Linked DNA regions of Homo sapiens: region 2 is linked to region 1. Evidence: read pairs that join two places in POLR2A ChIA-PET (ENCODE). Cell type or tissue: CD4-positive, alpha-beta T cell. All regions are shown on one strand. Region 1 overlaps QTGAL (queuosine-tRNA galactosyltransferase). Region 2 has its middle 7.7 kb from the start of METRNL.

What was found. Peaks named below come from ENCODE experiments on the same cell type or tissue, not always from the same donor. Only the 100,000 strongest peaks of a DNase experiment are listed, where the experiment ranks them.
Region 2: POLR2A ChIA-PET joins it to region 1 with 5 read pairs; 5 of 35 experiments call an interaction of 5 or more read pairs at or near these places.

The regions. Positions count from the first base shown.
Region 1 is chr17:82,984,731-82,988,730 of GRCh38, reverse strand. All of the region lies in intron 6 of QTGAL (queuosine-tRNA galactosyltransferase), which reads left to right. Among named protein-coding and RNA genes, the nearest start is that of QTGAL, 65 kb to the left of the region's middle. RefSeq lists an enhancer at 2,324-2,618. In CD4-positive, alpha-beta T cell, no CTCF peak of the experiment used is centred here; a DNase peak (open chromatin) is centred at 2,490; H3K4me3 peaks cover 735 bases; H3K27ac peaks cover 429 bases.
Region 2 is chr17:83,069,927-83,073,926 of GRCh38, reverse strand. No RefSeq gene overlaps it. Among named protein-coding and RNA genes, the nearest start is that of METRNL, 7.7 kb to the left of the region's middle. RefSeq lists an enhancer at 3,735-4,000. In CD4-positive, alpha-beta T cell, no CTCF peak of the experiment used is centred here; DNase peaks (open chromatin) are centred at 186 and 1,766.

The sequences.
Region 1 (4,000 bases):
GCCTAAATGTCTTCTTTTGAGAAGTGTCTGTTCATGTCCTTTGCCCACTTTTTGATGGGTTGTTTGTTTTTTCTTGTAAAGTTAAGTTCCTTGTAGATTCCAGATATTAGACCTTTGTCAGATGGACAGATTGCAAAAATTTTCCCCCATTCCATAGCTTGTCTGTTCACTCTGATGGTGTAGTTTCTTTTGCTGTGCAGAAGCTCTTTAGTTTAATTAGGTCCCATTTGTCAATTTTGCTTTTGTTGTAATTGCTTTTGATGTTTTTGTCATGTAATATTTTCCCATGCCTATGTCCCGAATGGTATTGCCTAGAGTTTCTTGTAGGGTTTTTGTAGTTTTGGGTTTTACGTTTAAGTCTTTAATCCATCTTGAGTTAATTTTTGTATAAGGTGTAAAGAAGGGCTCCAGTTTCAGTTTTCTGCATATGGCTAGCCAGTTTTCCCTGCACCATTTATTAAACAGGGAATCCTTTCCCCATTACTTGTTTTTGTCAGGTTTGTCGAAGCTCTGTTTGCAGACAACATGATCCTATATTTAGAAAACTTCATCATCTTAGCCCAAAAGCTCCTTAAGCTGATAAGCAACTTCAGCAAAGTCTCAGGATACAAAATCAATGTGCAAAAATCACAAGCATTCCTATACACCAACAGTAGACAAGCAGAGAGCTAAATCATGAATGAACTTCCATTCACAATTGCTACAAAGAGAATAAAATACCTAGGAATACAGCTAACAAGGGAGGTGAAGGACCTCTTCAAGGAGAACTACAAACCACTGCTCAAGGAAATAAGAGAGGACACAAACAAATGGAAAAATATTCCATGCTCATGGATAGGAAGAATCAATATCGTGAAAATGGCCATACTGCCCAAAGTAACTTATAGATTCAATGCTATTCCCATTAAATTACCATTGACATTCCTCACAGAATTAGAAAAAACTACTTTAAAATTCATGTAGAACTGAAAAAGAGCCTGTATAACCAAGACAGTCCTAAGCAAAAAGAACAAAGCTGGAGACATCACACTCCCTGACTTCAAACTATACTACAAGTCTACAGTAACCAAAACAGCATGGTACTGGTACAAAAACAGACACATAGGCCAACAGAACAGAATAGAGATCTCAGAAATAAAACCACACATATACAACCATCATGGTTTTTGATGGATCTTGTCCAAAGACTTAGGTTGTCCAACAGAATATTTCAGATGACAGGAGCTATTTCTTTATGAATACGGTTCATCTGCTCATTAACCGTTATACCCATGTGACTGTCATTAGTGTACTTGAGTGTTTATGCTTGTAAAAATGTGTGTGTTAGTATTGTCTGTTTTATTGTGTAAAGTGGCCTATGAAGCATGCTGTCATGTTTTTGTACATTTCTCAAATAAGTCTTCTTTTTAAAATTGTAAGCAAATGTCTTTCAAATCATTATTTATTTTTTCCTTTTTCTCGCTAACATTTGAGATAAAGAATTTTTTAAATTTTTATGGACACATAGTAGGTGTATATAATTATGGAGCACATGAGATATTTTGATAAAGGCATGCAAAGTGTAATAACTATATTAGGGTAAATGGGGTAAAGAATTTTTAAAATTATTTTTTCAAGAACTACATTTTTCAGGATTGTGATTTGGGGGATTTTAGACTTTAGGGATTTTGATCTTTCAGGATTTCAACATCCTGGATTATGGTGTTCGAGACTGTGTCAGCCCCACTCCAGGGCAGGAGAAAGGCACTCTGCCTCGTGGGGGTATGGTCAGGTTAGTGGGACAGGGAGGAGCGGGGGCAGCCAGCTGCACACCTCAGTCCAAGAGGAGAAAGGTGCTCTGCACCCCATGAGGGGTGCCAGGACGTCCACCTCTAATAGCGAGGTTGTGGGAGTAATACGCCCCAACATTACGGATTTCTTGTGATCGCACCATGTAATGAAATGCTTTCTGAATTTTGAAAATGTAATTTTGATCTGCAGTAAAACTGAAACCTTAGTATAAGGATCACTGGCTTCTAACGTTGGTGCTGTTTATGATGACGGCATCAACTATTCCATTAAGTGAGTTCACAGTGATCAGGGTTCCTTGATGAGCTTTGCTTTCCGCATCAAATCTGCTTCACCAGCTTTCAAGTTCTATTCCATAACATCCTGTGTCACGCGGAAAAGCGGGGGAAGAAAAAGACCTTCTTCCATTTAGATTTACTTTTTACATTTGGAGAAGATGAATATTCCATTGATGGCCTCTTACAGGTACCAGTGGTTAAAGCGTGGGGAAGCGAATTTGTTTTCCTGCTTTTAAAGCGATTTCCTTACTTCCAGCCCAGCTTGTGGGTATAGCCTGTCCTCTCCCAACACACCTGGCATTGCACGGGAGCCTCCAGCCAGCAGCGTATGGTGGGGGCGGAGGGGCGTGGAGGTGCCTGCCAGATGTTGACGATTACCAAGGAACAGAGGCTGCTCTGTGGCCACGGGGTCGGGCTGCCGCAGAGCAGCTATTTCCTGTCTGCACCGGCGGCAGCAAGCCCAAACTGTGGGCTGCAGCCGAGTTCACGGGCACAAAGTCACCTTTGTGAGTGTCTGGTGCAGCTTCCTGGCTGGGAAGCGGAGAGGGTCCCCCACGTTGAAAGGGTGTGCAGAGTCCCTCGCCCTGAGCTCCTGGCCCGGTGTCAGGTTTCTGAGCAGGGCTCCTGAAGACAGCATGAGGGCTTTGATCCCAGGCACTCAGCACTTGGAGTGCACAGAGAACAGGCCCGGACCCTCCTGAGGAGCCCTCCTGGGTCCTCCCATCACCAGAGTTCAGAGATTCTGGGATGTGCCACTTCTTCAGGGACACACACTTTCCTGGAATACACGATGATTTTTAATGCTTTTCTTAAAGAATGCCAGCTGTCTCACGGGGCAGGGAAATGGAAAACCTCGTAAGGCCTCTCTTCTTCTTAACTGGGAAGTAAAAATTCCATATTCATTGTGGAAGCTTTTGGCCTCCGATCAACCCTGGGCTCCTGATTTTGGTTTTCCTCTTTGGAGATTCAGTCCCGCGTATTAGGGCAGTGGGAGGCGTGGGGTCGCCGCAGCCTCAGGACCTGCTGAGCACGGGCTTCTGCTGCTTTTGATTCTTGGGTAGCAGGAGTCACGTGAAAACGGTGCCACTAAACACCAAGGATGTAATTGAAGTGGAGGAGGCACAGTTTGAACCAGAAATTCATGTTCCGAATCGAGGGGTAACATGAAGACCCAGTCATAACAAATAAATCAGGTAGGTCCTCTTAGATAGAATTTTCCTTTAGCAAGTTAGTGGGAATTAACGTGTGAAGTTCAAAGAAGAGATCTCATTTAAACCATTTCTCAGCTGTTACATTAACAGAAATCACTTCCAACTATTTTAATAAGGTAACTCAGCCACCAAGTCAAGTTTTATGTTCATTGTCTGAGTCACATTTGTGATGTGGGAAGTGGCATATTTTGATTTGACTTTTGATGTGTCTGTTTGACATGCCTGATGGGATAGTCACCACATACAACGTTAAATCAGAGCTGTGTAAAATTAACACTGCTAATTCTAAACAAACCGAAAGGTGAAAGTTGTCTATGCCAGTGGCCTGGGGTGGTGCCTGCCTGAAAGCGCCCCTGTCTGAGACAGGCCCTCTTTGTACCTTCTGTCCCTTCCCCAGGGGGCTGCATCTCCTGATTCCAGGGAGGCCCAAAGGGGAGGCATGGGCAGAACCGCCACCCGGCTTCCCAGGTTGCCTTGGGCCCTTCTGGAAACTCGAGGGAGGGGGTCCCAGCAGGGCCACGAAGGGGACTCAGAGGTCCTGGCAGCTTGAAGGAAGTGGACAGGGCTGAGATGCATGCTCCTGCTCTAGCTACCCGGGGTGGGCCGCACTCACCAAGAAGGGAAGGCAGACAGTGGTGTGACGCGGACCCCTGCTGCCCTGCACGTCTCCTGGGGGGATCCCTGCTTCCCCGCCGTCCCAGCTCAGGCCCCCATAAAGGAACA
Region 2 (4,000 bases), 85 kb before region 1:
TCTCTCCTCCCATACCCCACTGGGCTGGGTGTCCCGGGGAGGGTGGACGTCCAGATGCTGGGGCACCTAACCTGGACCGGGCTGGGCAGCTGCCCAGCGCGTGGGGAAGGGCGGGACCGTGGTCGGCGCAGTCACCACCAGGACCTGCCCCGCCGGGCGGGGTTCTGCCTCCTCCTCCAGTCCACAGGGCGAGTCTCCACGGACAGCCCCAGGGACAGGCCCTCCCCACATCGACGCTGCGCCTGGATGACTCAGCCCAGGCAGGCGGGGGTGGCGGTAGACACCCTCACCAGGAGCCTGTCCAGTGGGGCCCTCCCATGCAGGTAATTAGCCCGGCTGTCCTGCCCCTGAAAAGAGGCCGGGTAGCCCAGAGCTGCCCCCAGCTGGAGGGGCTGAGAGCTCTGGCTGTGGAGCGTGCGTGGGATGCGGGGGCGCTGGAGGCACAGGGCAGCTGTCTCACATGTCCGTCCCTTTCTGCCCACGCTGAGATAGTGAAGAAGGCCTTGACAGCCATTTGGACAGACGGTCCCACCCAGAACGAGGAGAAGCAGGCGACACCCAGCTCAGCGGACAGTGGGCAGGCACACTGGCAGGCAGGGTCAGGGGATCTGTCTCCCGAGTCACCTGTGTGCCAAGACACCCCACTGCGTCCCCAGGCTCCAGGGTTTGGGGAAGGGTGTCGGTGGGGCTGGGCGTGCAGGGAGCGTCCGGGGGCCAGGTCACGTGGACTTGGCCGATCTTGGAGAGAGAACTGGACCCCCACAGTGTCGAGTAGATAGGGGCCCAGCGGGGTGGGGCCCGAGCAAGTGAAGGCGGGGGTGGGGCAGGGCCTGGGTGTGCCTCCCCAAATCCAGCCAAGCTGGAGTGCACAGGGTCACCCAGGGATGCTGGCTTCACGCTCTTCCTCCAGCCATGCCTGCCTGGACTCGGCGGAGGAAACACTCCCTCCAGAAGCCCCTCCAGGCAGGCAGGAGCGAGGCCAGCTGGTGGGCTTTCTCCTCGGGAGTGGAGGGGTCCCTCCCGTCCACACGGCAGGTGCTGAGCACCCTACCCCAACCCTGCCTGCTGCAACGTGCGGGCCCAGCCTTGGCGCCAGCTGTCCCAACAGGGACCTGAGGACCCATGTGCCTTCTCCTGGAGAGGTGGCCAGGCCTGTGCCGGGGCTCCACTCTACTCCCAGTGGTGCCAGGAGGTCCCTGCAGCCCCAATGCCAGAGCTGTGCCTCCGCTGAAGCTTGCGGAAGTGAGACGGCCCAGAGGGACCCGCTGTCCAGACCCAGGATGGTGGACTGTGCGTCCTGGGCCTCAGTTCAGGCTCATGAAAGATGACTGAGCCCCCTCCGCCCCCGCCCCACACCCTCCAGCCCCCACACCCCACCATGCCCCGCACCGCACCAGCTCCCCGCATAGATGCTCCTCCTTGTCAGCCTGGGCCAGAGCCAGACAGGACCCACAGAGGCAGGGACCCCTCCCCAAATCCTAGCTGGCAGTTTCAGTCTTTAAGCACTGTCTGGGGGGTTGTCAGTGTTGGTGGGGTGCACTCCTGTAGGGCTGCCTGGAAGAGGTGACCTACATGCGTGCACAACTGTTCAAGCAAGGGTGAGGAAAAGGAGCAGCTGGCACTGTGCACTGTGTGGGGGTGCAAGGAGACCCAACCCAGCAGGAGTCAGGGCAGGAGGCTGGGGGCAGCCTGACCCCACGTGGAAGAGCTTGGGGTCATGAGGCTGCTGTCACCAGGCTCACAAGGGACTCCAGTGAGAGAGTAAAGCGATGAGGTCACGTGAACTGAAGAAACAAAACCACAGATCTTTATATGCAGTGTGGCAACAGTGACAGGAGCCAGGGGAAGTCTCCCCTCGACTCCACGGTGGAATTTTAATCGTCCCCAATTTTTCTACAATGACTAGGTATTGCTATTATGATGAGAAAACAAATTATTTAAAAAGGAAAAAAAAGAAAAAAGGAAGGAGGAAGGGAGGGAGGAAAGATGGAGGGAAGAAGAGAGGGAAGGAGACAGAGAGAGAGATTGTTATGAATGATGGGGGGGGACACAGTTTACCCAGAAAACAACTGCAGCCTCATGGGGCCTCTCAGGGGGCCAGGCCCAGGGCGTGGCTGATAGGGAGGTGGGCCGAGGGGCACTGGGAGCCCATGCTGGGCTTAGTGAGGTGGTGCAGGTTGGCTCGAGGAGTGCCCACTGCTAAACTGCGTGACTTGGTGGCGATCAACCCTCCAGCTCCCCATCTGAGAGCGACTTCATGGTGCCAACCCCACAGAGTCGTGGGCAGGTTCATGGCCCAGCTCAGTGGGAGGGAAGCTCCAGCTTCCTATGTACTTTGGAGCATGGGCCTCCCATTCCGGCCTCCCCACTCCCTGCCTCGACCTCAGCAGCCCTGTCCCCGTCCCCTCACAGCAGTGGCTGCAGCCACCAGGATCTGCCCCTTCCTCACCACCCTCTGGCTCTGTTCTACCCTCCGGAGCATGAAGGGCCGTGGGGCGCCTGGTGTCTGCGTCCTGTCCAGAACATGTTGGTGGACAGCACCTTCCCCCCCAGCCCTCCTGACTCTGAGAAGCCTCCTGCCTGCCAGCCTTTTGCGTGTCACAGAGAAAACAAGGTGAAGAAGATGATTATTTGAGTCTAGAGAGCTAATTAAAATGTTTAAAAACATACTTTTTAAGTACAAAAGTGAATATGCTTATTGACAAAGTCTGTTGTTCGGGGTTTCTGAGAGAAAAAAGAAAAGAGGGATTTCCCCTTTGACTTCCTGGCCCTGTCCAAGGGCTGGTACAGGCTCCCTGAGACTCCCTGGGCGTCGTGTGTGCACGTGTGTATGTGCATGCGTGCTCGAGTGTGCATTGTGTGTGTGCGCTCATGTGTATGTGTGCATGCCTGTGTGCACGTGTGCGTGTGCTCGAGTGTGCATTGTGAGCGTGTGCGTGCTCATGTGTATGTGTGCATGCCTGTGTGCACGTGTGTGCGCTCGAGTGTGCATTGTGTGTGTGTGCTCATGTGTATGTGTGCATGCCTCTGAGCATGTGTGCATGTGTGTAGAGCCCTGCATGGGATTTGGCCCACAGTGGTTCCATTTTGACTCTAATTTCCAGCAAAAACTCTGCAGAGCTCTGGTCAGCAGCCGCGACTCTGGCGCCAGTGCCTGTGGGGCAGGATCTGGATTTCAAACTCAATTTCAAAAAACAAACCATAGCTGAGTCCACTACAAGGCAACAGGAAAATAATGAGTGGCAGAGTGGGGGCTGGGGGGCATGACTTTATTTTTCGTGGTCCAGTGGTCGCCTGGGCGATGCCGGCCTTGGAGGGCGCGGAGGAGAAAGGCCTAAGAGTGTGTTGATGTCAACAGGAAGCGCTTTTGTGGGCGTCTTTGGGCATCGTCTGTTCTCACTGCTTTCAAGTCCAGTGAGGGGCAGGCAGAGCGGCTGCCAGCTCCCTGAGTGACCAGCATCTGAATGTCCCCAGGCTGCTTGCTGGGCCACCTCCCAGCCCTGCCCACCCCGTGGTCCCCTCCTGACCCTTTCTAGGTGTCTCAGGCCCCCAAGGCCCCACAGCCTCCCCCCCTGCGAATGAGGAGTCATCAGCACAGCTCAGCAGGGACCCTGAGAGGCCAGAGGCCAAGCCGCCGCTCAAAGTGGAGGTCAGGCCCGCGCTGACCGGCTGGGCTGGGGGGAGCCGTCCCTGTCCCGTCCACTCCCCGCGCCCCGTCCGCCAGAAGCCTCCGCAGTGGGGCAGTCCCAGCCCGTGCCCCTGACCACAGCCCTGAGGCAGACTGTCCCGGCCACCTTTGGGCCCAGCACGCTCCCTCCCAGCCCTGCACACACGGGGGCTGTGAGCTTGTGCACCAGCAAAGGCTGTCATGCAGCAGTGGGGACCCGGAAGGATCAGGGCTGGAGCGTCCTCACGGGAGGCATCCCACGTGGCTCACCTCGGCACTGGGTGTCTGCCTCTCACATCCTGCGGCTCCCACCACATGGGCCCCGTCCACTTC